Linked DNA regions of Homo sapiens: region 1 is linked to region 2. A link is a contact called in ENCODE Hi-C or POLR2A ChIA-PET data. All regions are on one chromosome and are shown on one strand. The core of a region is the stretch at or near the end of the contact, and the rest is flanking DNA. Distances in the headings are between cores, read along the strand shown. Region 1 overlaps IL12A-AS1 (IL12A antisense RNA 1). Region 2 overlaps IQCJ-SCHIP1 (IQCJ-SCHIP1 readthrough).

Evidence for each region. Hi-C counts contacts between places; a loop is a spot of excess contacts on that map. ChIA-PET counts read pairs that join two places held with the same protein, here RNA polymerase II (POLR2A). Pooled maps may share reads with other maps.
Region 1: a loop to region 2 is called in a map of PC-3, with 8 times the contacts of the local background. The contact joins two enhancer-like sites. A Hi-C loop is called at or near these places in 4 of 168 maps with a recorded cell type or tissue (GM12878, IMR-90, PC-3 and 1 more), 14 of 37 single-sample maps with no recorded cell type and 8 of 50 pooled maps. POLR2A ChIA-PET finds 5 or more read pairs at or near these places in 7 of 52 experiments (AG04449, AG04450, BJ and 4 more).

The regions. Positions count from the first base shown.
Region 1 is chr3:159,928,213-159,930,912 of GRCh38, reverse strand. The region is part of intron 9 of IL12A-AS1 (IL12A antisense RNA 1); the gene reads left to right. Among named protein-coding and RNA genes, the nearest start is that of IL12A, 59 kb to the left of the region's middle. RefSeq lists an enhancer at 1,079-1,228. Within about 2 kb of position 1,377, at least 13 of the 41 ENCODE cell types and tissues checked have a DNase peak (open chromatin) inside an H3K27ac peak, as active enhancers do; they include PC-3, where a contact is called at or near this core.
Region 2 is chr3:159,882,012-159,884,711 of GRCh38, reverse strand. The region is part of intron 5 of IQCJ-SCHIP1 (IQCJ-SCHIP1 readthrough); the gene reads right to left. All of the region lies in intron 3 of SCHIP1 (schwannomin interacting protein 1), which reads right to left. Among named protein-coding and RNA genes, the nearest start is that of IL12A, 110 kb to the left of the region's middle. Within about 2 kb of position 1,316, at least 7 of the 41 ENCODE cell types and tissues checked have a DNase peak (open chromatin) inside an H3K27ac peak, as active enhancers do; they include PC-3, where a contact is called at or near this core.

The DNA.
Region 1 (2,700 bases), core at 128-2,627, 46 kb before region 2:
ATTACTGTAGCTTTCCTAGTTAATGGTCAATTTCTCAGCCCATTTATCATTTTCATTGATTACCAAAAGAGACTCTCGGTTTATGAACTCATTTTCAGGAGCCAGACTTAGTCAAGGCTGGTCCATGCTAGTGCATGCTAGTCTCATATGCATCAATCAATACTATTCTCCTGACTGGGCACAGTGGCTCACCCCTGTAATCCTAACACTTTGAGAAGCTGCAGCAGGAGGATCACTTGAGCCCGGGAGTTCAAGGGCAGCCTGGAAAACATAGCAAGACCCTGACTCTACAAAAAACTTTTAAAAATTAGCCAGGTGTGGTGGTGTGTGCCTCTAGTCCCAGCTACTCAGGAGGCTGAGGTAGGAGGATTGCTTGAGCCCAGGAATCTGATGCTGCATTGAACTATTATTGTGCCACTGCACTCCAGCCTGAGCAACAGTGAGACCCTGTCTTTAGAAAATAAACAAAAATAAAAATAAATGCTGTCTTCTCAAAGTCCAGTGCCTGAGTAAACCTCAAACCTAGACACTTGAGTTGTGGTATTCAGAGATGGGGAGACATGCTTCCATGGAAGGATTTTTATTGTGTACGTGGTTTGTAAAATAACTGCTTGTTTCTTGATGATGAGATGTGCTCATCATTCCTGTGTGTATAATTCAATACATGGTTAATATTTACACGTGTCAAGTTTTCATCAGTCTTTTCAAAATGGCCTTTCAAAGGTAAAGACTAATGGGAACTTTTGAACACTCGAGCCTCATTTCTTCCTGAAGACCCTCTGAGGATGAAGCCATGTGCAGGCAGAAACAGAGGGCTCTGTCTGGCCCAGAGACCTGCCTCATGAAACCCTTGTTCCTGAACAGCAAGAGGAAATCCCGCTCCCCTTGGCTCCACTCACAGAGCCATAGTTCACATTTGTGGTAGTTTTAGTTTCCCTCTTTGTGAGGTAAGCAGCTTTCTCCCAACCAACCCCATGTCAGCGCCCCTTCTTTATTTTGGCTTCCAGAATGAGTGTTGGAGTCCTGCTGTCACTGAGGGCAGGGCCTGGACTTCCTGCCGGCCCCTCCCCACACAGGATGAGCTCACAGGCCTTCCCCTATTGTGTTTCCCTCACTATTACTGCTGAACCTTGTGGAGTTCACACCATTCTTTTAAAACCATTCTTTTTGAGGAATGAGACTCTGTCAGGGTGAGTTGTTTGCGGAAGTAATGCTGTTTCAATGTTTTAGTGTTGCTGTTGATACCTCCCTGGAGTCCAAGAGAAAGTGAAAGTTCATGTTTACTCTTTTATGGGAAACATCCACCTCCCTCCTCACACTTCTTCCTCAAAGGTCTGGCTTTGGTTCCCTCTGGTGTTCACTATAGCAAGTGGGCCAGATGGAGCTTCTGTTGGTTGGCTATGAAATGGAAGGCTTGGTTTTTTGCAAGACATGTGATCGACGGAGCCATGTTGAAGTCTTTAAAACATAGCCCAGTTGGATCCCATAACTTACCAGTCACGCCTGGGACAATCACAATTTCCAGCTTCCATTCACATCAAAGCTCTGTCCCTCCTCCCCAGGCAAGCTAGAGTGCTCAGCGGAGGCCTATCTGAGGAGGTGACGGCAAGCCCAAGGGCCAGCTCATTTTTTTTTTTTTTTTTTTTTGAATCAGTCTCACCGTAGCCCAAGCTGGAGTGCAGTGGTGCAATCTTGGCTCACTACAACCTCCAGCCCCAGGGCTCAAGTGATTCTCGTGCTTCAGCATCCCTAGTAGCTGGGACTACAGGTACGTGCCACCACACCTGGCTAACTCTTTTGTGTTTTAGTGTTGCCCAGGGTGGTCTCAAACTCCTGAGCTCAGGTGATCTGCCTGCCTCGGTCTTCCAAAGCGCTGGGATTACAGGCGTGAGCCACTTCGCCTGGCTGGGCCAGTTCATTTTTATACTCGAATCATGACCATGGAATGCTGAGTCAGACACACTTTTGCTTACATAAAACCCAACACTGGCTTCTGCTGTCCTCATAAGTACAACTTCTAACTTGGTTTACAAGCCCTTGGTGACCTTGCCCATCCTTGTCCTGCCAGCCTCCTTTCTCCACATTCCATAGCCATCCTATCACTCACATTCTTCACAGCATTCCCTAATTAAAAGCTGAGGATTTCTTCACAAACCAAGACCTCTGCATGTGTTCCTCTCTCTGACTCAAATCCTCTTTCGCCCAGTTCTCCTTCCTCTTCTTCATTCTGCTTGTTTAAACTCCATTCATGTTTTAAATCTCAGATTTCCTCCAGAAAGTCTTTCCTGGCCCCCCAGACTAAGCTAGGTTTCCTAGCCCTATAATCATTAGTCTTTGTTGTGATTGCCTGTGTCCCCATTGGACCATCAATTCTGTAAAGCAGGGGACCATATTTGCCATATTTACCACTTGATCTCTGGCACTGAGCACAATGCCTGGCACATATTGTATGCTTAATAAATATGGGATGAGTGATGGTTTTAAAGTGGCTGTGGGTCCCTGAAAGCAGTAGCAGAGTTAGAAGGCTTTTCAGACCAGGTTCCTTGTATTGCAGGGGCATGAAGTAGGCTGATGCTGACATGGCTGGGACCCAGAAACATCAGCACAAAGGAGATGAGTCTGTCTGTTCTTTGACAGCAGGAAGTAGCTGCAAAAATGTGCTGCAAGGCAAGGAGTGGTGTGTGTGCAGCCCAGGCTCAG
Region 2 (2,700 bases), core at 67-2,566:
GTTGAATAGTAGCAAACCCAGTGTTATGCAGGAAGGATTAAAATAGTTCATTCAGAGCTTAGTGCAGGGCAAGTGACCTGTACATGTGAGTTGCTCTCCATTCTCTATTTACTGAAAGTCTAAACAAAAGGAACAGAATTTTAGAGGTGAAATGACTCTCTAAAGTCACTTACTCTAATACTGCTTGTCCTGTCACAATAATCCCTGATGTAGAATCAACTCTCTGAGACAACACATGGTCTATTAGGCAGTTTGTTCTTCTACTGAGCTGGGATTTGCCACCTTTTTACTTTTATCCATTGGATATACATACATACATAAACACACACACACACACACACACACACACACACACACACACAGACACAGACACACATATATATTTTTTTCCTGGAGAAATCTAATATGTTCAGGTTACCCTTTGATTCCATGCAGGTTTAGAAATTTTAATGTCTGTCGGTCTAAAAAAATAAAATCAACCCCCTTTTAATAATAATACTCAAGTTCTATGGATTGGAAGATGGTGGGAAAAAAGCTGTTAGCAAATTAAAAACAGACACATTTTAAAGACAAACCCTAATTTGAATCTAGGATTATGTAGCATTTTCTATTTATTGAATAAAGTCTTGAGAAGAAGGGTCTGGCTACTGGATACACAGATTATAAAAATGTAAAATAACCCGCAATACAAAACACAAAGCAAAATAAAGTTTACAATGTCCAGATATATGTATTTTCACTCAGAAGAAAGTCTGATCATAAATTCTGTTGTTCTGCGGCCACGCTGACTTCTTTTTGAAGGATTAACCCAGACTTAAACATCCCATATAGTCTAACTCAGGAAAGGAAAGAAAAAAAAAAGTTGGGGGAGATTTAGTAGTCTGCGTAAAATCAAAAAACGCCGCAGGTAGAAATTCAGAAAATCGCCTTAGTACCACATTATCCCCATAGGAAACTGAAGAGAGCTTCTTATAGGGTGAGACATAATTCCTTATAGTGGTAATCACCAAGAATGTTACTCTCAGGAAAAGGAAATTATATGACATAACAGCTAATGGTTCAGAGGGGATTTTAGTAAAGACATCTTAAAACGAGCTCAGGTTTCAAGAAGGATTTGTTTGCTTTTAGCCTTTAAGCGGGTTTTAAGATGAAGTCAGCTCTCGGTGAAACTCAACCACAGCTCCCAAGCAGCCTGAATGGATGAGTGGGGCCACCTGGTGCTGCTGAAGGCCTCTGTGCCCAGGGTGGAAGAACAGATAACCCCTGTTCCAGGACCCTGCCCACCCTGGGAGACATGGCTGTTCTTGAGGCTCACATCTGAAAACCACAGTTCCCCGGGCCTCTGTCCCTCACACTGCAGTGCATCTGGCTGCCCTCATAACCAGTCTTGCAAAATTCAGGCTGCAGGGTGCCTAATTTACCTAGATCTCTCAAGCACAGTCTGAGGTGAAAACAGAACACGATCCTCATCTTGTTAATTAGAGATATAATTTCAAGGTATCCAATTCAAGGTTACTTGATGTTTCAAGTGGCATTTAGCAGAGCACTGTACAAAGGCTGCTGGAAGTCAGCCTTGCCTGTCGATTTCATTTCTGAAAGGTCTGTCTTGGTTATCCCAGAAAGCTCTTCTCCCTTACACACCACAAGGCAATTAAAAACAACGCTGCTGCCCGGAGCTACTGGCAGGGAGCACCAGGGGTCTGGAAAGAAAGTGTCCTTGACGGAGAATGCCCGGAAACATGGAGAGATAAAGACTAAGTATGTCTTCTGGACATCTCAGTGTGAGCAGGAGTGGCCTCAGTGTGACAGTGCCTACTGGCCAGGAGCAGGAGGGCACTTGGTCGGGAGGCTGCACAGCAACCACGTCTGCTTGGCATTTATAGTGAGGAAGGCTGTTATTTAGAAAACACTGGTGCTGACTTCCAACTACTGTTACCAGGGATACTATTAAAATATGCACAGGAGTTGAGAGGATGGCAGAGACGAAAAGTTTTTAAGTATGAATAGAATATCTCAAAAACTCAGCCAAGTGGTAATATGATTTTATATAAAGGTAACATTTCTTTCAAAATACAGGGACAAGAGCAGTTTATTCCCTGAGAGAAACAATGTCATGGCCCTAAAGTTTGCTGGTGACTTCTAGAGGAGCAGTGGTCATTATGAATTGGGCCTTTGTTCTTGGCTTTGGGTTGTAGTGACCGGGATTGGGCTGGTCTGAGGCCAGCTCTGAAGCCTGGAACTACTTGCTTTTTTCTTGATTTTCTACTTGCTTTTCTACTTGATTTTAGGAATGGGAATCTCCCAGCACCTGCTTAGACCACTAGTATCTACGTATAAATGTTCAAGATTCATTGGTAAGATTTTTATCCCCCTGTCCACAGCACTTTGGTTCACTTTACTTGAACTGTTGCATTGAATTTTAAAGTATGTTCACTTACATTCTCTCCCGGGGCTGTATAATCACCTGTGGATTACAGGCAAGATATAGTTACTCAGAGAAGTCAAATGACTTGCCACAGACCTGTGACAACCTCTTTATAAAAATGATCTCAATTCTTCCTCTCCTTATACCCATCTCCTCTGTAATGTGACCCTGCAGCTTCTCCCATTGAGAAGTGGAGTCTATTTCCCTAGCCCTGGGCTGGCCTTGGAACTTGTCTTTGCCAGTAGAATGCAGAGGAAGTGATGGTATTCCAGTTT